Regions from separate parts of the Mus musculus genome. Here regions 1, 2, 4 and 5 are each linked to region 3. The links are chromatin loops, found by intact Hi-C in ENCODE. Cell type or tissue: left cerebral cortex. All regions are shown on one strand. Region 1 overlaps Gm33105 (a long non-coding RNA gene). Region 2 has its middle 63 kb from the start of Gm32955. Region 3 overlaps Gm52726 (a long non-coding RNA gene). Region 4 has its middle 4.0 kb from the start of Cnr1. Region 5 overlaps Gm33059 (a long non-coding RNA gene).

What was found. Peaks named below come from ENCODE experiments on the same cell type or tissue, not always from the same donor. Only the 100,000 strongest peaks of a DNase experiment are listed, where the experiment ranks them.
Region 1: a loop joins it to region 3, with 2.6 times the contacts of the local background. A loop is called at or near these places in 2 of 42 quality-filtered maps.
Region 2: a loop joins it to region 3, with 2.3 times the contacts of the local background. A loop is called at or near these places in 4 of 42 quality-filtered maps.
Region 4: a loop joins it to region 3, with 6 times the contacts of the local background. A loop is called at or near these places in 5 of 42 quality-filtered maps.
Region 5: a loop joins it to region 3, with 6 times the contacts of the local background. A loop is called at or near these places in 2 of 42 quality-filtered maps.

Annotation. Positions count from the first base shown.
Region 1 is chr4:33,891,247-33,896,246 of GRCm38, reverse strand. Gm33105 (a long non-coding RNA gene) reads left to right here. Exons shown (of 5, transcript XR_390460.2): 4 at 752-1,183; 5 at 2,127-2,719. Among named protein-coding and RNA genes, the nearest start is that of Gm33105, 11 kb to the left of the region's middle. In left cerebral cortex, no CTCF peak of the experiment used is centred here; DNase peaks (open chromatin) are centred at 968, 2,188 and 2,929; H3K27ac peaks cover 1,061 bases.
Region 2 is chr4:33,663,144-33,668,143 of GRCm38, reverse strand. No RefSeq gene overlaps it. Among named protein-coding and RNA genes, the nearest start is that of Gm32955, 63 kb to the right of the region's middle. In left cerebral cortex, a CTCF peak has its summit at 2,395; DNase peaks (open chromatin) are centred at 3,134, 3,544, 4,420, 4,993 and 1 more place; H3K27ac peaks cover 250 bases.
Region 3 is chr4:33,519,161-33,524,160 of GRCm38, reverse strand. It overlaps Gm52726 (a long non-coding RNA gene), which reads right to left. Exons shown (of 3, transcript XR_003955376.1): 3 at 2,940-4,739. Among named protein-coding and RNA genes, the nearest start is that of Gm52726, 12 kb to the right of the region's middle. In left cerebral cortex, no CTCF peak of the experiment used is centred here; DNase peaks (open chromatin) are centred at 218 and 2,998; H3K27ac peaks cover 1,984 bases.
Region 4 is chr4:33,918,102-33,923,101 of GRCm38, reverse strand. No RefSeq gene overlaps it. Among named protein-coding and RNA genes, the nearest start is that of Cnr1, 4.0 kb to the left of the region's middle. In left cerebral cortex, no CTCF peak of the experiment used is centred here; DNase peaks (open chromatin) are centred at 1,475 and 2,201; H3K27ac peaks cover 1,157 bases.
Region 5 is chr4:33,792,789-33,797,788 of GRCm38, reverse strand. All of the region lies in intron 3 of Gm33059 (a long non-coding RNA gene), which reads right to left. Among named protein-coding and RNA genes, the nearest start is that of Gm33008, 3.7 kb to the left of the region's middle. In left cerebral cortex, no CTCF peak of the experiment used is centred here; a DNase peak (open chromatin) is centred at 2,122; H3K4me3 peaks cover 50 bases.

The DNA.
Region 1 (5,000 bases), 370 kb before region 3:
CTGCCCTCAAAACAGAGATGAACTTGGCTGTTTTCAGCTTTTTCTTACCGAGATAAAGCATGCTATTATAAATTCAAATATATGACTGGGTCAATGATGAAATAACATGAGATTTCTGAATACCCAAAACAAAACAAAAAAGGGAAAACTGTGAATTAATAAGTTGATGGTTGTTTATAATATAGTTCAAATTTTTAATGTTTCTTTCATTTAGCAAGACTGAAAGCTAAAAAAAAATTATTTCCATTAAAGTCAAAATAGAGTAAAATTGTATTAAATGCAACTACAAAATAAAGGATCTAATCTAATAAAAGAAAAAGGTAGGCAACACCACCTAATATCTCTGCAGTACCCAAAGTTCACACCTAAAGGAGCTTTCGATGCAACATACATAAAGCTAGTTGATGTGAATAAATAATTATTTTTTCTAGGATTTGGTAGCAAAAGAAAAATATTTTTATTCATTCATTCACTCATTCCATACTTATTATGTCTCAACCACAACTGAGTACAAAGGCAACAAGGCCCACATTCCTTTGGGGGAGATAGGAATCTCCGCAGTGGCTTTTAGGAAAACAGATCTTGAGATAAAAGAGGCACAAATTATTTACTGGAAAGTTTGGAAGGGGGGGGGGGGAAATCCAGTAGAAAAAAATCAGAAATATTTTGTAAAGAAAAAATAAGAACTAAACCTTATTCTGCTGAAGGAACATAGCAACAAAATGACTCCTAATGACATTTCTACCCACAGAATTGTCACGTAGCTGTCATCAGAGAAGCTCCCGGTCGGTGGGAATCAACGTGAGACCCACAACTTGACAATTACGGAGACTGGGGAACTTTGGGACACTGGGTAGTCTTTATTAAACCCCTTCCCTCGATGCTCGGGGATCTATGCGGGAGAGGAGGAAGAAAGTCTGTAAGAGCCAGAGGTGATGACTCACTGCAAGGAAAGTGTCTTCCAAGCACAGCAGGGCTGGTGCACATATGAACTCACAGAGACTGTGGCGGTAGCCACAAGACTCTCACAGGTTCTAACCAGGAAAAACGTTATGACTGAAAAGGGAAGTGGACACAAAATCCCATCCTTTACCAGGAAGTGATTTACAACTGATACTTGCTGAGAAAGGGGAAATCGGCTTTCTCCAGTGAAACGACACTGAGGATATCAGCCACACTCCAGGTATTCTTCATAAAGCCCAGGAGTAGTTAGGTAATACAAAATAGACTCTTAAAATTTTTTGTTTGTTTATTTTTCTGGTGTGCGTGTCTACACACCCGTGTGTGTGTGTGTGTGTGTGTGTGTGTGTGTGTGTGTGTGTGTGTGTGTGTGTGTGTTGCTGAGTTTCTTTTTTCTTTGATTTGATTTTCATTTTTGATAGATTTGTTTTCGTTTGAGAGGGAGGACATGAAGTTGTATAGCTAGGGAGTTGGGGAGGATCTGGGAGGAGTTGGAGGAGAAAGAATATGATCAAAACATAGTGCGTAAAATTTTTAATAAATGATAAAAAATACTTGGGCAATCCAGGAAGCTACCCTTTGTCTAGACCATCTGTGCCAAGCCTTCATAAACCCCAAACAACAGGGACCCTATTCTCTTTTGTACACCATTAGTCTTCCTCCCCTGAGATTCACACCACTAGTCTTAACACTGCTTCCCCCAACCCTGACTGTCCGTCAACCGACGCTGCTCATGCCCCTTTGGTCACTTCCAGCCTGAGTTCCCAGAGCGTCCTCCTCTTCCCTGACAATGCGGTCATATTGGTTGGTAGCAGGACTCTGTACAGACAGTCCCCCCAATATATGCACACTTCTATGATTATCTTCAATACCCCATTCACCCATGTGATTTCAGAGTCACTCCCTGGCCTTTGTCACCAGCAGCACTTAGGCAAGCTCATCTAACACATCTAAAGCCCTGTTTTCTTCCCAAAGCTCCCATTTCCTGAAGCACCCTTCCTGTGGGGTGGATGCCGCCCACTCGGGCTCTCCCGTTTCTTCCTTCCGTTAGTCCGGGTCATCTTTTCTCCTGTCCTGATTCACTTGAATTCCACAGCCTTTCAATAGAACCACCCTCTTACACACGTTCTCAACATCTTTGCCCTCTGTCTTTTCACATTCTCTAGGGGGAAAGCAACTCTGAAGGAACCCAGCATCTGCCTTCTCTGGGCTGGCGCTCACGCAGCCACCATATGGTGCCCACCCACGCCATCCTCCAGTGTGTTCTCCCTCACTCGCACAGTCCTAGCGACACTGGCCTTTCCACAGATCCTAGGAGCTCCAGCAGCTTTGAAGAGAGATCTGTTCTCTTTCTTCTTGGAATGCTTTCCCTCACAACTCTAGGCATGGCTGGCCCCACCTGGCCTTCACACCTCAGCCTAATAAATAATAATTAGCAGCTCCTGTTTACAGAGCACTTGCATTGCACTCAGTGATTTATATAAATCTGTCCAAACCCAGGGCTTTTAGAGTAGATGGCATTATCATCTTTATTTCGTCGCTAGAGAAATTAAGAATTAGAGGCCATGTAAATTATTCAAGCTCACATTGGATTTAGTACCACGCTAGTAAACAGAGAACCTGAATAATGTGTTTCTCTGTTTTGTCTCCATTCTTTCATTCTTCAGTCTCCACAGATGCACCCTTCCAAAGGCACCACAAAATAAGTTGTAACATTTTTTCCAGTTTTCAATTATACATATATTCATTGCTATGGCTCATTTGGCTTTTATTTTTTAATTTTTATTTGTGTGTGTGTGTGTGTGTGTGTGTGTGTGTGTGTGTGTGTGTGTGTTAGAAGACAACTCTGTGGTGTTGTTCTCTCCTACATTTACATAGGTTCAGGAATCAAATTCAGATTTCCAAGCTTCTGAGTCATGCCTTTACCTACTGAGCTCACTCACTGGATCCTTTCTTGTATGTTCCTTCACTGTTGCTCTCCTTTTCTTAGATGTAAGCTACACAGGCGTCCTCTGTCCAATTCACATTCTGTTGTGCCCCAAGGCTTAGCAATGTGTTCATCCAAGAACAAATATCAGCTCATACTTGTTAAATGGACAGGGAAAATTGAAGATGAGGCCAGAGCTGACAGAATGGGGCATTTTACCAGAAACTGTCTTCAACAAAGACACAGAAGAAGCTGCAGGTCATTAGCATGATTGTAGCATGAGGATTCTCACCCTGTGTGTGCACTGGGGACATAAACAGAGTAAACACCTGATAGATCGAATTGTGGCACAGACCTGTAATCCCAACACATGGGAGACAGCAAGTTCTAATCAGGTTTACAGGGCTTACTGAGACCCTGTGCCTAGACACCAATGGCCAGGAATACAGTCAATGGTAGAACATTTGCATGTCACAAGCAAAGCAAAGCCCTGGGCTCAGTCCCTAACACCACACACACACACACACACACACACACACACACACACACAAACACACACACGGAGGAATATTATGTAAAACAGAAATGTAGAGGGCTTGGGGTCACTTTGAGGGCTTCAGGGGAGGGTGGGCTAAGTCAATAGAGGGCTGTCCTCATACAGCCTTCATGCTGGGGCCTGTTGAAGCTCAATAGCCCTTCCCAAACAACTAAGACCGGTACTAATAGAGCATAAAATGCCACCATAGAAACATCCGAAGACAGGCAATTCACCCAGATAGGTAGGAGAGATGAGATAAGCAAGCTGCAGCAGAGAATTTTATTACATTTGATCAAAAGTCATTTCAAGCTACTTAGCACAGTCACCTACCTGTCATATTTAAGGTAACTCACAAAGATCAAAATGGATCAAAGCTAAAGTGAGGTTTTTAGTGTGCAGTAACATTGCAGCTCGGCTTTATGGGGTGAAATCTTTCAGGAAGTAATATATCACAGAGTCACTTTAACCACGGTGTCTAATCCAGCTGCAGCACTAAGTTTGAAACCAAATAAAGGCGAGCCTCTAAAGTGATGTCTTTGTTTACACGCCATCTCCAGTCACTCACTTTTTTCTGATGTTTTAAAAATTACTAGAGTTTTACAATGTGGCCAAGAAATCTTCAGTTTGGTGCCACATACACAGGACAGAATAAAAAATTCAGGAGTTTCGAACTTCACAGAATAAGGGAGCAGAATCGAACTGAGGCGTTAACAGGCATGAAAGACACAAAAGACACATCATAGTCAAGTAAGCCACAGTTCTCAGGTTTCCACGCAAATCCTATGCTGAGCACTGGTTCTGCCATAGAAACTGGAGCTCCTGTTGGCTACGAGGGGTGCCTTCAGTGTCGAAAACAAGGAGGTCCACAGGATTCTAATTTGCTTCAGGTTTCAGGAAGGATTTATGAAGAGAACAAGAAGACCCAAAGGTGAGGAAAACCTCACAGTACAGTCACTTACTTGTTCACCTGAACGGGATACTCAGAGCACAGGAGAGTGGACTGACTACTTCATGGGGAGTTGAGGGGACGTGTCTTGGCATTGCTGTGTGACTGGAGTCCATTCCTGGCTGTGGGGGACTGCACTGGTACTTGAACACAGTTCCACAAAGGCTTCTCATCCAGCAGGAACATAGGCTCCCGGCTTTGGGGCTGCAGTTAACTGATAGTGCCACAATAGGATTGCAATACTGCTGGATTAGTACATCTGTCTGCTTCATGGCGTCGGTGTGCTCTACCTTATAGGATTGACCATGGATTCCCATAAGTGCCTCTGAGGACAACACTCCTCTGTGACAGATTCTCATTTGCTCACTGTCATTCCTGTGGAAGGATCATCCCCCAAAGAAGCAAGCTAGCAAGATTTGTACAGGGATAAATTCTGGTAAGTTAAGTAAAATTAGGTATTGGCAAAATGTGGAGATGCCAGGAATCCTCTGACTTCTACTAGATAGCTTGACCTAACTCTCCAACTCTTTTCCGAAGCAAAATGTAAGTACTCCTTAAGGATGTATAGGCTTTTCCCCTGTGGGCATAGCCACTTATACTCCACGTAGACAATGGCTTCAAGAGGGAGA
Region 2 (5,000 bases), 140 kb before region 3:
GGGGGGACCTGAAGGCTGAATAGAGAGTCCTCTGGCAGGACTTTGTGATGAGGGCACGTTCAGATTTCCCCTCGTAAAGCTCATTGATGTTGTGCTTAGACTTCACATACCCCTCCGTTTCCCTGGTCACATGAGCACTAATGCTGTAAAGATGCGAATGAGCAGAAGCAGGAGCCAAGCAACATTAACTGCAATGGCTCGCCTGTGCTGAGAAAGGAAGGACACGCCATTCGTCCACCGGCGTGATGAGACACAAACACCCCTGCTCCACTACTCTGGAAACTAAAAGCAGCCATGTATAACTGGAGCCTTCCTACTCAGAGGAAGTTTAAGGAGTGAGACCCCAGCTTACCTTGGGCAAGCAGCACCAGAACCAAGCCCCTTCCATCCCTTAGTCCGCAGCTCCACCCCCACCTCCACCCCAGAAGCTGAGAGGCAGAGAAAAAAGGCGCAGCCCTGCCTAGTCAACAGCTGTTTGCCTTCTAGAGGAAGGGGATGCTGTACCAATGGGAGACTAAAGAGAAAGTGAATTGGGACAAGAAATGCCAACTGTGGAAAAACTGTGTTTAACTGACTGGTCAGATTCAGGTCTGGGGGGGGAGCGGGGTGGAGGGCGGGGGACGGGGGGAGGGGGAGGCCTGCCAGGAACTTTTGTAATGATTTCTCTCAGAATGGTTAGGACTGGTGTGTAGTGTGAATATGAGTGCTTTCATATGTATGTGTTTGGAGACTTTCACACATTATACATATTTCATGTTCAGGAACATTTTTGGGAAGCATCCCAAACACATTATGTATGTACAAGCTTCCCCCACCCTCACCCCCCCACACACACACACACATACGCACCCCCAGACATGGAAGACACCACTTTGAGAAACAGTCCTTTAGAGATAAGGAAAACCAAGACGGTTGCCTATCACCAAGCTGAAGGAACTGGCTCAAAGCCGTGTGGAAGGGTTCTACAGCTGCATCCCAGCCAGGAGAGCAGGGGTACAGGCAGTGCAGAGGACTATGGGCTCAGACATCTGTGGAGACCGCACAGTGACTGCTGAAACGAGAGGACATGTGCTTTGGGTTGCTTGAGTTTCAATGGTGCCAACCTGAAAGTCTCTCTGCTCTCAGCAAAGCTCTGATGATTTAGGCTAGCACAGTTCCCTGCTGCAAGGCTCCACGGTGTTTCTACCCTGGAATCACAGGAGCTGGAAACCCAGCTAGGCAGCTTTCATACCTCAGTGCCTCTGGAGGTGGTTGTCATGAATGAAGTATGTTTTGTTCCCAGGCTTGAACACACAGGGGACACACAGGGGTCGCTGCTGTGGGCCCAAGTCCAGGGAGCAGAACTTCTGGGACAATGTGAAGAGACACAGAGTTGTACATGAGAGTGGGCTCTGCCACTATCTGGCTGCAGAACCTTGGGTTGTTCTCTGGTCCAAACAGGGCTCAGATCTTCCACTCCCAGCCCAATGTGACCATGATCTTGTAGTATTATTCTCTGGGTGACCTCAACCCGCCCTAAGCCTCTGCTCAGCATAGCCATGTTTGCTCAGTTAATATGCAGAGCACCTTTATGTTATTCCTGACCTCATCCAGTTAGTCCAAAGTGTCCCATTGAATGTTCTGTGGATAGAAGAGGTGGTGATCAGTCACATCAACCCCTGGTGCCTCTTCCTGGGTCCCTGCAGGGAGAACCAGCAATGGGAAGCACAAGGAGGAGGAAGCAGACATGCTGACCACAGGACCTTGACACGGACCCCGAGACAGCTCTGTTCCCTGACACTGATACGAGGCCATTAGCAGCCTCCAGTCAGCGTAAATCCCCTGTCTATGGCAAAGTCAACAATGGTCACCAAACGCTCTGTTTGCTCTTCTACACTTGGCAGCCATTTCCAGGAAGCCCATCTCTGTCATCAGTGTTCCATTGGACTGTGAAAAGACGCTGTGTGTCACTGGGTAGACAGTGGCAAGCCCTGAGTGGACCTCATTCTCTCTGCCTCAGTCTCCAGGGTCATTCTAACCTTCCAGAGCCAAAGTGGCAATGATAAGCAGAACCCACTAACCAGCACCACCCTAGTTCACAGTGGATAAGTAATACATACAAGAATGACCCCTGCCAGTTTGGAGTCATTTAGTGACACAGCCTGTCTTCGGCACAATTAGCCTCAGTGGTCAACCTCACACATCTGGGAAGAAATAACCTCAACTGAGAGATTGGCTCCATCAGATCGGCTTGTGGGCATGTCCGTGGGGATATTTTCTTGATTGCCCAATGATACAGGAGGGCCCAGCCTGCTGTCGGACAGTGCCATCCCTGGGGGAGGTGGGGCTGGGCCACATAAAGAAGCTAGCTGAACAATTGCCGGGGAGTGAGCAGTGAGCAGCAGTGAGCAGCAGTGAACAGCAGTGAGCAGCAGCGAGCAGCTTCCTCTGGTTCTCTGGCTCTGCTCCACCGTGAGCTCCTATCCTAACTTCCCTGATGACTGACTGGACTCGAGACATGTCAGCTGACGAAGCCCCTTCCTCCCCAGTTGGCTTCTGGTCAGTGTTTTATCACAGCAACACAAAGCAAACTAGAACACGCCCTAAAACTCTGTCTCATCTTCTCAATCCAAACGCAGAGAATTTCCTTATTCTCACAAGTCTAAGCCACCCACCCATAAATATGAGATGACAGTCACAACAACACAAAGGGAACATTTGACCAAAATGTAGTCTGCCTCCGTCTTCACATCGCCTCCCCCGTGCCGTGTCTGTCTCAAAGCTCCCTCTGCCTCTCTTGGATGCAAACCATGATATTTAGGGTCCACCCGATAAACTCCCCCTCTGAAGAATCCTAACTCCATCACATCTCGGTCACATAAAGAACTCTTTACAGGTTCTGCAGATTAGGATGTGGGCACCATCCTGGCCCAACATCTCAGAGAAAATGAAATCTCCATTCTGTAATATTTGTTAAATAGATCAGGAAACCATGAGTGAGTCCCTTAAAGGCTTGACCACATCTGTAATCTCTAGCTCTGCCCCAGGCTCCCTATCACACCCACTGGCTGAATGTAGGTTCCTCTGCTACACCTCTAGGTCCCACCCATCACCTCCGTCACTCCTCAGTACCAACTGTGAGCAAAACATCCTGACTGCGCTGCTCCCAGGCCTCCGCTAACTCTCTGGCACAAAATTCAATGTTCCTGGAATAAATATGTGAGTTCATCCCAAATTAACGACAGGAAGTAAGAAAAGCACGGAATTACTGCAGTGTGTACCCCTGTACATTTTCCTGGATTGCAAGCACTACACTGGGTTGGTTGTAGTGCAGAAAGATGTTCCTCCATGTCTAGGAAAAGCTGCACTTGGCCCCGAGCCTGTGGCTGCTGGCTCAAATATGGACAATATGATTTCTTTCCCCTTTGTCCAGCCATATTCTTGAAGCCTGTGGGGTCCAAGACCTTGCTCAGGCAGAGAGGAGGAGTAACTGACACTCAGGAGGCTTCTTTTCCTTCCACGGTCAACAAAAGCTGGGGCTCAGAGTGAGGCTTACCAGATGGAAGGAAGGCTGGGATCCAGGCGCCACCCCACACAGAATCAACACTTAATTATTATTCACATTAAGAATGAGCATAACTGAGCAGAGAGGCCAGCTCTGAGATCGGTGTGGCAGTAACGGAGGATGCAATCTCTGAGTTGACCCCTACAGATGCATCTGAGATGCCCCGTTCTGCTCTTATAGGTGAATCCTGCAGAACCCATCTTCCTCTGATACATACGTGAGGGCTAAGTCTCGCGCATTATTCGAGGTCTGCATTCTTAGTCAAGCAGGCCCCTGGTTGCTGCTAATGTTAGGACAGACTGGCTTAAAGAGCAATCAGCTCTCGGCTTCTGATTGCTGTGGGCTCTTCCCATTACCAAGACATTTGCTGCCAGCCAAGAATGTTCGGGAAATGCACAGAATTGGGAGCCCACTCCTTGAGCAATCTTCAGTGGAGATTGCCCAAAGTGGCATGCTGACACCAACAGTTCTGCCAGCGCTCTGCTTAACCAGACAGTCCTGACACAAGTAAGTATTCACTACCAATGCCTGGGCTCCCTGCAGAGCCCTGGGCTTGTAGATCAAAGCTGAGACCAGCATGTCAGGGGGACCAGAATGGCCATAAGAGAAACGAGACAAAATGACCTTTTAGCAAGAAGGCAGCTAGAAAGAGCTGGGGCTCTTCTTGTAAGGTGTGGAGGCCAGGCCTGCAGACAAAGGGATGTTCATGTTCCTACACACCCTGGCCTTGCCACCCACTGTCAGGGTGGAGCCATGAAAGCACTCCATGTCTGTAAACACGAGCGTGCACACCCCTCCCCCCTCCCCAGTCATTTTACAGTGCCTCTCCTGGCTTTCACACACTCTGTTGTTTAAAGCTGCTGCAGCTTCTCTGACTAGCTGCTTCTTACTTCACCCATCACAGCAGCAAACCTGGAGCTGCCAAGAGGAAGAAAGCAGCCTCCATTAACCCTGTCTTCACACCAGTCAAGTGCATTAGCCTGGAGTCTTAAACATGAAGGCAAGTATCCTTTTGTGTACAAACAGAAAACTTCTGGGGAATGTATAACAAAATCTATAAGACGGTGCTCTGATGTGGAAGAGAGGGAGAAAGAAAACAGGCTTTCACTCCTTTTTTTGTTTTGTTTTGTTTTGTTGGATTTTTTTTTTCTGCAGTGATCTCACACATACACACACACACACACACACACACACATTGTGGTCAGAGGAAATCAATGTGGATATTTTCTATTTTAAAGAGGAGGAGAATGAGTTCATCTTTTGCTTCTTCCTTTGCCAGAGAAATGCAGGAAGATCGTTGTGCAGTTTACAGAGACATAGGCGTGTCTGGGAGGGGTGTGCTTGCACTCGAACATCTAATAACGGCGAAGCGTGCATACGTGTGACTGAGAGCAAGGGGAACAGCGACAATCTCCGACAATCTCCGCTCTGCCTTCCATCTGCATCCTCCTACTGA
Region 3 (5,000 bases):
TTTCTTCTTGTCACCTTGTCGTACCTGCTGGTTTGGGGAAATCAGAAGAGATTTCTAGACTATTCTGCTCATATTTCAGGCTGAAATGCATGAGATGGGATAGAAGATCATTCCCACCATTCTGATAGTTCTCCAGGGAGTTGTGTGCACATGTGTGAGCATGTGTTTGTGTACACACACTTATACACCCACACACCCACACTTGGATCTCAGAGCTAGACAAAGTCCTAGTGATCCAGATCTGAGTCATCACACCCAGGGTGGCCGCTTCACTTCTTTCTGAAATGTAAGCTATGGGAGTTAGAAAGACCGCCCTCCCCCTCCTCATACCTCTCCCCCCCCCCCAACTCTCCTCCCCCCAGTCCCCAGACATTGCATCTGCAGGCCAGCTGTCGCCATTATCCTCACTAGGGGACCCCTTCCAGCAGTCACCTCCATGAGTTCCCCACCCTGGAAGATTGACGAGGAAGAGGGAAGAGGCTGCAGAGCTGCCTCAAGGGAGAGACAGCCCATCCTGGCCTCCAATTTGAAACAAGATGAACACTTTGAGAGTTCTCCTAGCCAGGGTAGTATGGGCTAGGTGGGAGGTGGACTGAATTCCCAATCCAACTGACAGTATGAACAGTGGGTAAAGTGACCTTTTAGAAGCTCCCTGACCTCTGTTTTACTCTTTCATCCATCCATAGTCCTAGTGGCCCTCCGGTGGCACCTGAGTCCCTTTGTGTACAGTGCAGGAGTGCAGGAGGCACACCCTGTCCTTGTCAGGTGAAGATGGGATACGACCAGCTGGAGGACAGACTGAGGAGGCCTCCCCGTCACCGTCAGCTCTCCGAGCCGAAGGCTCTGCTCTCACAGATCCAAGAAGGGCCTTTTGAATTTTCCTCTGCTGGGTAGAGGGATACAGATCCTTCCCACACATTCTGTACAGCTCAGAAAATCCTCTACAGCACTCAGGGTGTTTTGTTTTGTTTTGTGTTTTGTTTTGTTTGAGTTGAGTACTCAAAATATCCAGCAGAGATGGATAAAGAAACCTCTCTAAGGTAGTCAATTGGCATGCTCCACTGGGCAAAACAGCACCCCTTCAGGTGAGTCTTCCAAGGAAAACCAAATAGCAAACAGACAGAGGTAACATCATCAAATGTATGGGCATGACATCCAGCAGAAACTAACTAGGGAAGCTGAGACAGTCTACTGGAGTTCTGGACTAAACTTTCTCTCAATGAGTGACCTTCCTTCTACCTTCTCTTCCCCACTTCAGAAAATTTCATACCGTGGGATAAACAAGAGGAGCCTCTGTTGGGTGTTGGGAAAGTTTCCCTGGGCTGTTTCCTTGTTCTCTCCTTTCTGCCACAGGGGTCAGCCCATCCCCAGATGAAAGGTCTTAGAGAGAGAGAAAGAGAGAGAGAGAGAGAGAGAGAGAGAGAGCACTTTACATATCCATGCTTGAGTCTGAAGTCTGGGGTGGGTGAGCAGGGCATCAGACTTTCATAGTTAGTTTCTCAGTGAGCTCAAAAAGCCCATGGCAGCAGCTGTGACATGAGAGACCGAGGAAAGTGAAGATACACCAGAAAACAAGACCAAGGAACGAGGTGAAGGTCATAACTGCCTGAATCTCTACCACCTCATTAACTGCCAGTGTCTCCCATTGGCCAAGCCCAGCCGCAGCCCAGAAGCCAGGATCGTGGCAATGCAGAACCTTCCCTGAACAATATAGACAACAAACCTGGCAACATTGTCACCTGGTGTCCTGCTCTTGGAATGGCCTTTCCTGTTTGCTGTCACAAGGTCTAATACGCATTGCCATAAGCCTGCCTTGGCAAATCTCTTCTGGCTCCCTTCATTGTGGGAGCTCTTTGTGTGTGCTATGTGCTTTCCACCTGGTCCGGCTCTTCCCCTGTGTCCCACTCACCCACTACTACTGCATCAGAAGCCACCAAACATAGTGGCCCAGCACAGCAGAGTCACCTAATAGTTTTCATGGCCTGACATTGATCCAGCTTCTCTGCTCTCATTTGAAGTCTCCCATAGGCTACCCTTTGGGATCTCCACAGGTTACCCACCTATGGCGTTCCTCAGCTACTCAGGCAGGAGCCTCAGGAGAGACCAGTGTAGAAGATCAGGAGAGAAGGCGAGGTCATCTTCTGGGAGCACATACTGAAAGGTCGTGCTGTGTTCCTTCTGTTGAACTGTGCTCATCAGACACAGCACAGTAACTCCACTCAGCTTCCAGAAGGGGAAAACTAGACTCTTGTGGGAACAAGTGGCATCGATTACTGTAGATCCACCTGTGACCAGTCCTTATCCATACCACCCACACCCTCTTTGGGCCCACAAGGCAGAACAAAACAACTCTACAGACTCCTTTCCTCATACTCCATACAGTGGGTACCAAGGCTTGGAGACTCCAACCCCTTGAATGCCTCCAACACGTCACTAGTGGCTACACTTAGCTTTCATTGTCTCCTCCCGGTCACCCTCCTCCTCTGCAGTGTCCCCAACCATCCCTGGGATACACTCAAACCATCCACACTCCTGCACTCTCCTGACTGGAGCCTGAAGCCTGCTTGTCTCCCTCAAGGGATGCTGGAACATAGGTCTTCCACTAGTCTCTTCTGTAGTCTCAAGACGAGATGATGACAGGATAGGGACGGGGCAGCAGTGGGGAGGATGTGGAGGAGGGTGGAGGATCTTTGATTGTTTGTGGAAGGCATTCTCTCTCCAGAGGCCTGAGATAGTCTCTTAGGCTTCACATTCTACGTCTGAATGCTGGGATTTGCAAAGAAATTGTTACTGGAGAGACAAATGACAACTTTCGTCATTTTCTTGCTTCTAACTTATCATTTAAATATGCGTGTCTAGATTTCCGAGTGTCATCTCGTGAAGGAACTATTCTTACTGTTAAGGGACATCCATGCTAAAATTGTGCACGACTCAGACAGAGGAGACAGACACAGGGAGAGTCACTATGCTTTTCTTTTTTTGGTAAGAGTTGGGGGAAGCGCAGCAGAAGGACAGAAAATAGAAAAGAATAAAGAGAGATCAGCACTGTGGCAGATGGAAATCGTCAGGCGGCAGCAGCAAAGAGCTTGACGGGATGTGTCTCCAAGGAGAAGGGACTTCAGAGCTGCACGACCATTTATTTTATGTTTTTGCATCTGAAACTAGCCATTTTATGCACCGGATAAAAATCAAAGACAATCAGACCAAACTAGTTTTAATTTGGGACTTCGAATGTGATCCTTCCACAGAGAACTCCCTCTCACGACATCTGAAATCACCAGCTCACTGAAGGGAGCTGCAGAGCCATCAGCCTAGATAAGTGTGAACTTATTGCTTGTCAGAAAGAAGATGCTGATAAGATCCCCTCTCCTCTCAGGGGAATTAGGAAGTCTAGACGAGATGCAGATTAATGGCACACCCAAGGAGCATTCCTTATGGTTGTTCCTGGTTTACAGTTGGTCCAGCTTTGGACTGAGAAGGTTTGCAAGCAATGAGGGGCACAGCAAGCATCCTAAGAGCCGACTTCTCTTGATGTGTTTTCCAGAGTGAAAGCTGTCTGTTCGTTTGTTACCTAGTCCGTAAGCCTGAAGCAAAGGGGGCAGAGCAAAGTCTAGGAAGCTGTGCTGCGCATGTGTGCTGAGATTTCCTCTTCTCCAGATCTCTGTCCTTTGCCAATCTGGTCCACAAGGAGAGACCAGGTGGCCCTGCAGCAGGGCCAAGGCCAGGTGATCCGGACAAATTGAACTTCTGCTCTGAGCTTTGGGATTTGTACCCACTAAGTGCCACAGGCTATCAGAGTGGCACCCTCCTGCGCTGCAGATGGGCTAAGGGCCCACAGTTGAAGCTCAGAATCTGCCTGCCTGTGCGACTCCTACCCTCACCTACTTACTACCTTTTCTCAGCAAAGGCCTGCGCATGAGTTCCTCCCATACCGAGAGCTTATGTTGCTTTTCAGGAAAAGCTTCCAGAATCTACTCTAGCATCATGAAACTGGCTCCTAAGGAACCATCACACAATGGCACAGCCAATTTACTTAACCAATGACTTTGACGTGACAAGCTCCAAAGCCCTAGGCAGAACATAGTTTTCTCCAAAAAGATGCATGCAACCTGCAAAGAAGCGTGGCGGGTGTGTGTGTGGGGGGGGAGCACCTTACAACTGCACAACGGATTGGTTCTAAAACTAACTACTTTCTGCTTAACCACTCTGTGAGCAGCGCTCCCCACGCCAGGGCCTGAGGGACATTCCACCCTCATACTTACTAGGGGAGAAGATTTGAGTTCTTCTGTGCCCCTGCCCCCTTTGCCAGCCAACCTCACAATCAGTTTGTTTGGTTGGTTTGGTTTGTTTGTCTTGAGTAAACCTGTGCCACAGCATTGCTGGAAGGAAGGCAAAGGGCTTCCACTCAGCATCCTTCCTTTCTCTAGATCACTGGTTCTCAACCTTCCAATTGCTGCAACCCTTTAACACAGTCCCTCATATTGTGGTGACCCCCAACCATAAAATTATTTCTGCTGCTATTTCATAACTGTAATTTTGCCAACCGTTGCTCTGGGCACATGCTGACTATTGTAGAAGCTTTTTCCTCTTTCTCGTGGCTAGACCTCTGTGGGAACACTGCAAACCCAGAGCCGGGTGGCATGTTCTTACTGCCAGAGCTATGATGAGGCTCAACACTTCATTCTTGCCTGGTGCCCTTCAGTTGTTATGAAAGACGGTGGGGTTGGAGACACAGCAACCTGAGGAGAGAACACAGAGAACTCTTTTATTTATTTATGGATTTTTGTTGGCCACGATAGGGATCAAAGCCAGGACTCACAGGTACCAGGCAAGTGCTTTATCCCTGAGCTATGCACAGCCACTCCAGACTTCAAATCCCCAGCCTTTCAGCTGGGGTCAGGAGCTATCTGAAGGACCAGCTTGTGGCTTACTTCTTCATGAAGGATGAGGACCAGAGGCATGGACAGTGTGTGGGGAGTGTTCAGCAAGAGGCCACAAGC
Region 4 (5,000 bases), 400 kb before region 3:
AAATGCTTAGGAGAGATGATTGGGTGGATGTGGGATACCATTTGAGCCTTAAACCTGCTGCCTAGGCACAGGCTCTGCTTTGCCTCCTTCCACACATCTCCAGCATAAAGGCAGCTCTTTCTAAAGATTTACAGGAGAAAGAGGCTTCGTCGTCGTCTGCCCCTTTCTTTCAGAGGTCGAAGTTGCTATTTTAGCCTCACCTCAGATTCCTAGCAGAAGCAAACATTTGGGGGGGGGGGGCAGACATTGCTTTTCTTGGGACCTCCCAGACTCTAGAGAAGTCTCAGCACTACCTGCTAGCCAGGAAGCTGGCAGTTCTTGCTCTGCGTGGTCAGGTCAGGGAGCCGGGCAAGCTTTCGTGTGGGTGTTGGTGCTATTTAGCCACCCAGGTGGCTCAGCACTGTTGTTCAGCGTCATTCAGGTGTTAAACACAGACAGACCCTGGTAGTATGTAAAGGACCTTCTTCCTCATATTGATCCACCGTCTTGGTGGCCCATATCATATCTGGAGGAAGAAGTCATTTAGTCATTTGCAACCTGTGGGAGGTACTCTACATAAGTCTTTTATCAACACCAGCTTTTACTTCTTCTAAGATGGAACTCAGTTTCCTTATAAAGATGTTGATGCTTATTCGTGTCTCAAAATCATCCCAAATCTCTGATCGATGGTGTACTTTTTCACTGAATCCTATGAAACACTAACACCATATCTATCTATCTATCTATCTATCTATCTATCATCTATCTATCTTAAATGCTGGGAGTCTGTTGGTTGACTGGCTGAAGTGGTATGTGGATTGAAACTATCAGTATTAATCTAACCAGAGAGAGATTACAGAAGCTATTACTATTTAGCTAGTTATCCTTCTGTTAACTTGAATGGGAGGCCTAGAGTCTGACATCTGGAAAATTGTACCAGCAGTATTCAGAGTTCAAAGATAACCCTCAATAATGGAATCAAACTTTGACTTGTGACCTGGTGTTTTATTAACACAAAGGGGTACTCTGTTAAAACAGAGAGAATTATGCTGTTTGGAAAGTGCCCTTCCTGGGGGTATGCATACATGTTTTTCAAGTTCTGTCTGCCCCAAGCTCATCAGCCAGGCAATGAGCTGCTGTATGTTTCCTTCTGAGTTGGGGAGCTAAAAGAGAGGCAGGCAGCTAACCGTGGAAAAGCCAGGTATTCTCTGATGCCTTGGACTTCAGTTTGCAAAGATCACTTTTATATGGGAGGAAATGATCTACAGCCCACATGCCGCTGGGTGTATCTTGTGCTCCCGGAGGAGACATCAGGGATGGCAAAGGCAGAGCTGTCAGTATCCCTAATAGGAATACTATACTAAGGATACATGGAAACATGACACAAAATGTAAATGACTCTTGATCTCTACAAACCAAGGGTGAATTTCGAATCCACGTCCTTCTGAGGAAAGACCTGTCAACTCTTTAGCAGGCGTCACTAGTTCCTTCAGACTCTCTGGTTTTTCAGATCTTTATTCTTTTAAAATTATAACAGGGCTGTGATGAGCCAATTTGCTGCTGTTCTGTGTAATTTGGGTTATTCATTCAGTGGGATGTAGAAGATGAGAACACAGTTAAAGTGGCATATTTAAACTTCAAAGAAAGATCTCAATTTGCAACAGTCAATGTGCTCCTAGTTACACTAGACACAGAACATTAAAGAAGCAATGGCTCGCTCTGAGACAGCCGTTGGGTCCCAAAGAGGTTGCACATTGAGGTTGCTCCTTTAACTTGCCGTGGTTCATCAGACCCAACCCCCACTTTCAGGGTGATGGACAGTGGTTCCTTTATTCAGGAACTGGCAAAGCAAAAAAAAAAAAAAAAAAAAAAAAAAAAAAAAAAAAACGTCACTCTTTTTTAGAGTTTGGGGCCCAAGTTTGGGCCCCATGTCAATTTAGCATGTGCAGGGATGATCATTCCACAGGGCTAGAATGCTGGGTAATTAAAGATATTTAGGGACTGATCTGGCTACACGATTTCATTCTAATTCAGAGAGTAGCTTTAGAATTCCACCAGCTGTTGCTGTCTCTCCTAAGAAGTGTTAAGGCATTTTGTATTGCAGTGGCTCTGCCTTGCTTGGTGGCCTGCAAGCCCTGCAGCCCAGGTTCTGGCAGCTGCAGTGTGAGGTCTGAAATGGCTGCTTGTGATATGTTCCACCAGCGATGTAGCAGCCTAAAGAACCACCCACATCGCTTCTGTGTGCATCTCAGAACCACGAGCTGCTGCTGAAGAAACTGGAGGCTCTCTGTCATGCCACCATCAGAAAGTAAACGTCCTGAGACTGCCTTCAAGTGGAGAAGCTGGTTGTCAGGATGAGTCAGGAAGAAAAGGAAGGAGTGGAGAAGGAAGGATGAGGACCCCCTTGATCTCAGGATACTCTGTTAGATGCAGAGACTATCATCTTTCCATACAACTAAATGTGTGCTAGTTAGGGATTTCCTTTCCTTTCCTTTCCTTTCCTTTCCTTTCCTTTCCTTTCCTTTCCTTTCCTTTCCTTTCCTTTCCTTTCCTTTCCTTTCCTTTCCTTTTTCCTCTCCTCTCCTCTCCTCTCCTCTCCTCTCCTCTCCTCTCCTCTCCTCTCCTCTCCTCTCCTCTCCTCTCCTCTCCTCTCCTCTCCCTCTCCCTCTCCTCCCTCTCCCTCTCCTCCCTCTCCCTCTCCCTCTCCCTCTCCCTCTCCTCTCTCCCCTCCCCTCCCCTCCCTTTCTTTTCTTTTCTTTTCTTTTCTTTTCACCTTCTCACCTTCTTTCATTAACACGCCAGATGAGCAGTTGCAAGGAAAGCCAAGAAACGACAGGATGGCATTTTCTTCTGCTCATGTGTTCTGTCGTGGTTTTGTAGCCAAGCAGAGGAGCAGTGATGAGGAGATGGAGTACCCATACCTTCAGACCACATGAGAGTCATGCTCTAACAGAATAAACAAGCAGAGGGAGAAAATACAGCAGCAAGGAGCCAGGTAAATACAGCCTTTGCTCCCCTTGATGAAGCGCAGGCAAACCTGTCGCCGATGCGCTATAATTAAAAGGGCTAAAAACATATATCTAAATATTTATGTTCTAAAAACTTGGGATAAGCAGCAATATAATACTATAAAAACAGCAAACAATAGCCAGGAGTGAAGACAGACACTTTTTAGTCATGCACAGCCCTCCTTGAATAGGCTTAGTTACTTTTCTATTGCTGTGATAAGACACCATGAACCAAGGCAACTTTGTCTTTCCAAGAAGAAAGAGCTTATTTGGGGCTTACAGTTTCCAAAGCATGGTGATTATGGCAGGAAACCTGGCACCGGGTAGCCAGGCTGGGCACTGAGCAGTGGCTGAGAGCTCACCACCTGAAATAGAGTCACGCGGCAGAAGAAGAGACAGCAGGACTGGTGTGAGCTTCTGAAACCTCAAGTCCAGCTGCCAGTGACATACCTCCTCCAACGAGGCCACAGCTCCTAGTCCTCACCAAATAGTTCCACCAAATGGGGACCAAGTCTTCAAACACATGAGCCTATAGAAGCTGTTCTCATTCAAACCACCACATTCGTGTTCTTGGTGGTTTCTTTGTTTCTTCATTTTGTTTTGACAACTTCGAGTAGGAACTTAGAAAAGAAAAGAAAATGACTGCCCTTCTTGAGAAAAAAAAAAAAAAAGAGTAAATGTAATAATGGATCTAACCTCCCATCTGGCATCTGGAACTTGGGCTCTCAATAAAAATTGGGAATTTGCAAAAGCCAATGCTGTGTGTTCATTTCTTTGTCTAAGTATATCTGTCATTAAAGCAAACAGGTACAGCTTAGGCCTTAGGAAGGACTAGGTATAACAAATGGTTTTCTAAGTTTTTGTTTAAAGAACTATAGATTTGGACAGAGGTAGGTGAGATTCAAGGTCTTCTAGCCCTTCTCTATGCTGATGATGGCCCAGACTCTTGATTACCAGGTATAGACCTCTCTTTTCTAAGAGTTAGAGCTAACACTAATCTACCCTTACAGTCACTGACAAATGTCAAGTAATATAATAAACATGGGAATCACTGGGAAAGAACACTGGAAAGATTGTTAACTGTCAAGTGATTCCTTCTTGGGAACAAAATTGCATAGGTTATTTTAACCACTGTACTTATTTCAAGAAAGAACAATAAATAAATTGTGACTCTTTGAGCGGGGGAGGGAGGGCTTTTATGAAGACCAAAGAAGAGGCCATAATGTGTGAATAACCAATGTGGCAACTCTTGAGCGACAGTATGGGCTGTACTTACAGATGATTAAGTGTATGGAAAGGAGTATCGGTTTATGGCCCAAGGTTGTCACTCTTCAGGGTGGGGATGATTACTATGATGTCATTGATAATGTCTCTCAAAAGCCATGTCTTAAGAGCTAACCCTCAAGGTACTGATATTATAAAGTAAGAATGTCTGAGGAGTCGGTCATGAGGGTTCTGCTTTTGTAGAACAGACTGAGAAAATATTGCCTTGCCCCTCTACCTTGTGAGGCTATGTGAGGCATTTGCCCCTTTCCCTATGTGCCCATCCACCTGTGGTTATTGCTACTGTGTGCTATGCTACAGACTATGGCCTGCTAAATGCTAAGTCTTCCACTCAAGGGGACAGAGTTTGCTCATAAAAATTGAGAAGACATATGATTGATTATTCCTTAAAATACATTTCTCAAAGCTGAATACTCAGTATTAAGACTGCACAACATATGTCTGTGTGGAAAATTGACTAAAATGATGCTAACTTCCTCTCTGTGTTGAGTGTGGTTCCCAGATTTCAGAAAGCCAGCTTAAATATAAAACTTCAATGTGTAAATCAATTTAGAAGATATTCATAATTTCCCCAATAAGAGCTCGTGTAGAAAAAAAAATTGAGGTGACAGTTTCTTACTGTGAAAGTTATAAAAGAGCATATGGAGAAAATGGACCATTGCTAAATGTCATTTTAGAAAACTTTGATTCTGAGGTTTTCTGCCGTTCAGTGTTACAACTATGCCCTCA
Region 5 (5,000 bases), 270 kb before region 3:
TTGCCCTTAATATTTTCTTCATGTTAACTGACTGGCCGACCTCTCGATGTGATGAAAACAGATTACCTTAAAACTGATCCACTAAGAGCAAGCCGCGCCGTATTTGTCATCCATCTGTATGATCTGCCGCTCACCAGAAGCGAAACTCTCAACCGAAAGAAATAAAGATAATGAGGCTGAGGAGGCAATTGTGGCGCTCGCCTGATGGTGAACATTTTCATACCTCAGGGAAACTGATGGCTAAGGTTGCAGCAATAATATCAAGACTTAGCTTGAGACTGAAAATTACACTAATTTCTCTCTTTTTCCTAAATTGCTCTGACCTAGGAAGCCAGCTAAGAAAATCGAGCCACCTGTAAAGCAGGTGTAACCTCTAGAAAGACACAAGCTGCATGGCAAGGAAGGGGGTAAACTATGGGAGGAGAGCTGGGCGTTGTGGCGCACGCCTTTAATCCCAGCACTCAGGAGGCAGAGTCAGGCAGATTTCTGAGTTTGAGGCCAGCCTGGTCTGCAGAGCGAGTTCCAGGACAGGACAGCCAGGGCTTCACAGAGAAACCCTGTCTCGAAAAACAAACAAACAAACAAACAAAACCTATAGGAGGCACACAACCAGAGTTGAGTCTTGCGTGGTAGAAGTCCTGCATATTGTGGTCACACTTGATGATGCCTGTACTCGCCAGCTCCTTTTCAGTGTCCTGTGTTAGGACAAGCAATCACCGTGATTATGATCTCGAGAAAGACTTCAGATATGGTCTTCCTCACCCATCCCTCAAGTGCACAATTCCACACAACAGAAAACTCACCAGGAACACTTCATTCAGTGTTGAATTATTTCTCTGGTTTATTTTACCACCTGTGTTAATGTCTGGGACTTCTGCAATAGTTACAAAAGACTACATTGTCTCTTTGCTCTGAAGGCTGTGGTCTGAGGTAATGGTGCCACCCGGGGTTGATTAAAGAAGCAGAGAGAACCTAGTCTAGGGTTCACTTCAAGCTTCCAGTGGTTTGGGGGAGAGCTCTGCCAATTCTTGGCTGGCTAGATGCATTCTTTCAATCTCTACTTTCAGCTCATGGAGACTTTTCATACCTGTGTTCAAATTTCTCCTTTTAACAGTACACCAGTCCTACTAGATCAAGGCCTGCCTTAATGATCACACTGGAAAGACATTAGTTCCAAAATACAGTCATATCCTGGAGAGTTGGGGTTAGAGCTTCAACATATCTTTTTGGAAGGACACATTCAATACTCTGATACTAAGTTAGTTATAGATTTCAGCTAGTTTGTTTGTTTGTTTGTTTTAACTATTCTTAAATAAGAATTTTGTCCCTGAAAATGATAGTGTTCACTGTCTTGAAATAGCATTGCCTTCTCCAATTGTAGGTACTAGATCTCCCAAGAAAAGAGCTAGTCCCCCTTGGGGCTTAACCATTACAGTGGTACTTAAATCCATGCCCCCTAGAGACTCTACATTCCCTTCTACAGACTTGTTTTCATTGGTGATCAAGATGAGTGGCATGCTGCCTCCGGAAACCCTCCCATTGCTAGCATGCTTCTCCACAACTCTCCCATCTCTGCTCCAGGCTGCCCACTGCCCTTTTTCTCAAGGTTGAAGGGGATTTCGGAGTTGAGGGAGGCGGCTCCATATCTTTTTGAAAGATTGTAAAAGATGACCCCATTTCCTTTAGTTGCAATCCTTCCCACTGAGAATGCTGGAATTTCCCCCAAGGTTGGGTATGGGGATGGTCTAGTACAATATGCAGTGCCTCTTCTCAATTCCCATTATAAAAGTGATGCAGTTCCCATCAGGAAGATGAGATGCACCCAGTGCAACTGAAAGACACACCACCTCTGGGAGCCTTGGACTTAGAAGACAGAAGGCAACATAATGGGGTCCCAAGGACAAGTGCGTGACAGTAGGAAGAAAACCTGCTCCTGTCCTTGCTTACCTTGTCCATGAGGTTACTGCCAAGCAAAGGTAAGCAGACCTCAGAACAAGCCCCACAACTCATCTCTCTAGTAGTCTATTTCCAGCTTTCTTTGCTTAAATCCTTGAGTTTTCTACTACAGATGGCCATTTTGATAGCAGGCAGTTAGTCATCCTTTCCGGTCACACGTAAACCTCCCACACTGGGGCCAACTCAGAAACCAGAATTAAAATGCATTTGAAACAAGCATAACAAATTTGGCTTCTGTGAGTGAGCCTGAGATGACTAACACATTTTCCATACAGGTCCCAAGGCCAGGAATTATAGTTTTCCTCATATCGCTCTCTTCATTAAGCCTCAGCCACAGTGAAACATTGCTATCAACTTCAGTTCAACAACTCAAGGATTCAAGCAAAAGTAAATCACATTGGAAATAGATATACTATCTAGCTTAAGATACCTGCTTACCTTTGCTCACAGTAACATGTGACAGTAATCGTCCATGCTGGTGACACTGAAGTCTCTCTGCAGGGACATCGTGAGTGGTGTGGAAAGCTTAGAAATAATCAAATGGTCTTCCTTACAATTGTGGTAGAAAGAAGATATTTCTTGAGAAAAAAGATAATTTTCTATTTTTATTAATATTTGATGAGTCAGATGGCAGTATCATGTGAATTTTTAAAATATATGCTTGTGTGTGCAGTGAAGGAAAATGTTGCCAAGCAAAGAAACATGTTCAGCTCTGACTTTTTGACTCATGTTGTAACACGTGTGTTTCATTTTCATTATAAACGCAAGGCCATGACCACTTGCAAAAGCAAAAGAAGTGCTTGAGGTTTGTCAAGCAAACCAAAAGTAAACAAGAAGTGCCAGGTTACACTGTCACTTGGGGAGGATGGGCCACTTCTCTAGATGGATATAAAGAATGCTTCCTTACGTCAGCTAGAAAGTAATTTAAATCCATAGAGTTGAATAGCAGAAGGTTGAGAGCTGAGTCTAGTCAATGCTTGCTGGTTATCTATTCCCATAGTACTTAGGATACATTCAGAGAATACAAAAACGTGCCCTTTCCCAGTGATAAATGAAGTAAATAAGTCACACAGGAAATAAAAGCTAAGAAGCAACTGGGTAACATACAAGGGAGAAACTATGGAACCAGGGTGTCAAGGGAGTGTCCAAGGGTCCAACTCTGGAATCAGGGTTCTTTAACATGCTTGCTCTGGAACTGCCTTTTGTCTTTCTCACCGTTCAACAAGGAGGCGAGCACCATTTCTGGGAGGCTTTGCTCCTGGAATAGGACTGGGGGGCAGCTTTAATCCCTGACTTTGTCACAGCAAGAAGGAACCACAATGGGGAGGTCTGCTGGCGAGAGAGACGGAGGAGGAATAGCTACACAGAGGAAAGCCTGTCCACCAGGCACTGATGAAATTATGCAGTTCAGGTGTGGAAGACTGACTGACTCCCCATACACCCGAATGACAGAGTTTGAAGTCTGCTGTGGTTACTAGAGATGAGACTGGCTGATGAGTGTTCTCAGCAAACCACTCTAGCAGAAGTATGGCTTGAAGTCGGTTTGGTACCTCCTCTCACTTGCAGGAACGCTAAGCTATACTTCCTGGCAAGCCCATCTTCCCACATAGACATGGATACTGATATAAGCCTTGACATGTAAAGTCAGAGCTCTGTAGTCCAGGAACATGCCTGTGAGTCCTCCCTATTGGACCTAGAGGAAAAGCCAAGACACTCAGACGGAGAAGTACCACCTGCAGAAAGGAGAAGGTGTTGGGTGTTAGGTTCTTCTCTATGAAGAATAATCCCAAGGTACTATTCAAATTTAGGAGTATTCAGATTCAGTATCAGGATACTAAATTTCAGTCTCTTTCCTTCCTTTGACTTCCATCTCCCTTCTGTTATGAAAGAATCAGGAAGGAGAGGAAGGAAGGAAGGAAGGAAGGAAGGAAGGAAGGAAGGAAGGAAGGAAGGAAGGAAGGAAGAGGAAGGAAGGAAGGAAGGAAGGAAGGAAGGAAGGAAGGAAGGAATAGCAGAGGAAGGAAGAGAAGAAGAGCGATGGTAGCACCTCATGTCGAGCAGCAAAGTGGGATTTCAGTACGCTGTAACACACTGAGATGGAACACCATGCTTCTGAAGGTGAGGTCTGGTGATGCACCGGGCCTGCTGAGAGTGCATCTGTCAAGCAGTGGATATGACATATGCACAGTAGGCCAAGGGAAGCCAGCATGTCAGTGGGTGTGGTGTGTTTTATGGATACGTCTAATGGTCATCTTCCCTGAAAGCCACCAGAAGGAAAACAGCGAGATGCCATGGGGCACGCAAATAAAATTCTCTCTGTGCTCCAAGAAAAAGAAGACACCGTGGAAACAAATGCAGAATGGCAGGCCCTGAATGGCTGCTTGAATCAGCCAAGAATCCAGGGTCCTCTCACCTCAGTGCTCAGGCTTTCTCTGTGAGAGAAGTGAGCCAGGGGCACCGGCTTCAGATGCCTCTGTTGGCGCAGCGTGCAGCCTCTGTCTGACCCTGTGGTCCTTCTTAGAGACCTCTGTTATGTTTTCCTGTCACCACAGGCTAATGTCCTGGAGCATGTGACTCTCCTCCACTGGTGGCACCGTGTTGGGGAGTTTGTGGAAGCTCCAGAAAACCGCAGATGGAGGGTGCAAGTCACCAGAAGCAGGACGACTGGGTATATTATCTGGGATCTTTTACATATTCGTCTCTGCTTCTTGCCTGTGGCGGCACAGTAGTGTCAGTCTCTGCTTCATGTCTATGGCTTCACAATGGCCACCCACCTTATGTTCTGAGTTTTGGTGGACAGAAACTGAGTCAAAACAAACTTTTCCTCCCTTACGTTGTTAACTTTGGGTATTTTTGTCACAGCCTTCAGAATAGAAGCTGAAACAGCCCCAAGCAAGGTTTCTCTCTGTCCTCGCTGCATGGATACGGGCATGCGTGCTGCCTATCACTGGAGAGGAGACCTCAAGACCAACATGATCTTGAAGTGTGGGGGATTAAAGAGGACCTGAACAAAACTGAAGGTCCTTAGAAAAGGGAGGAAGACT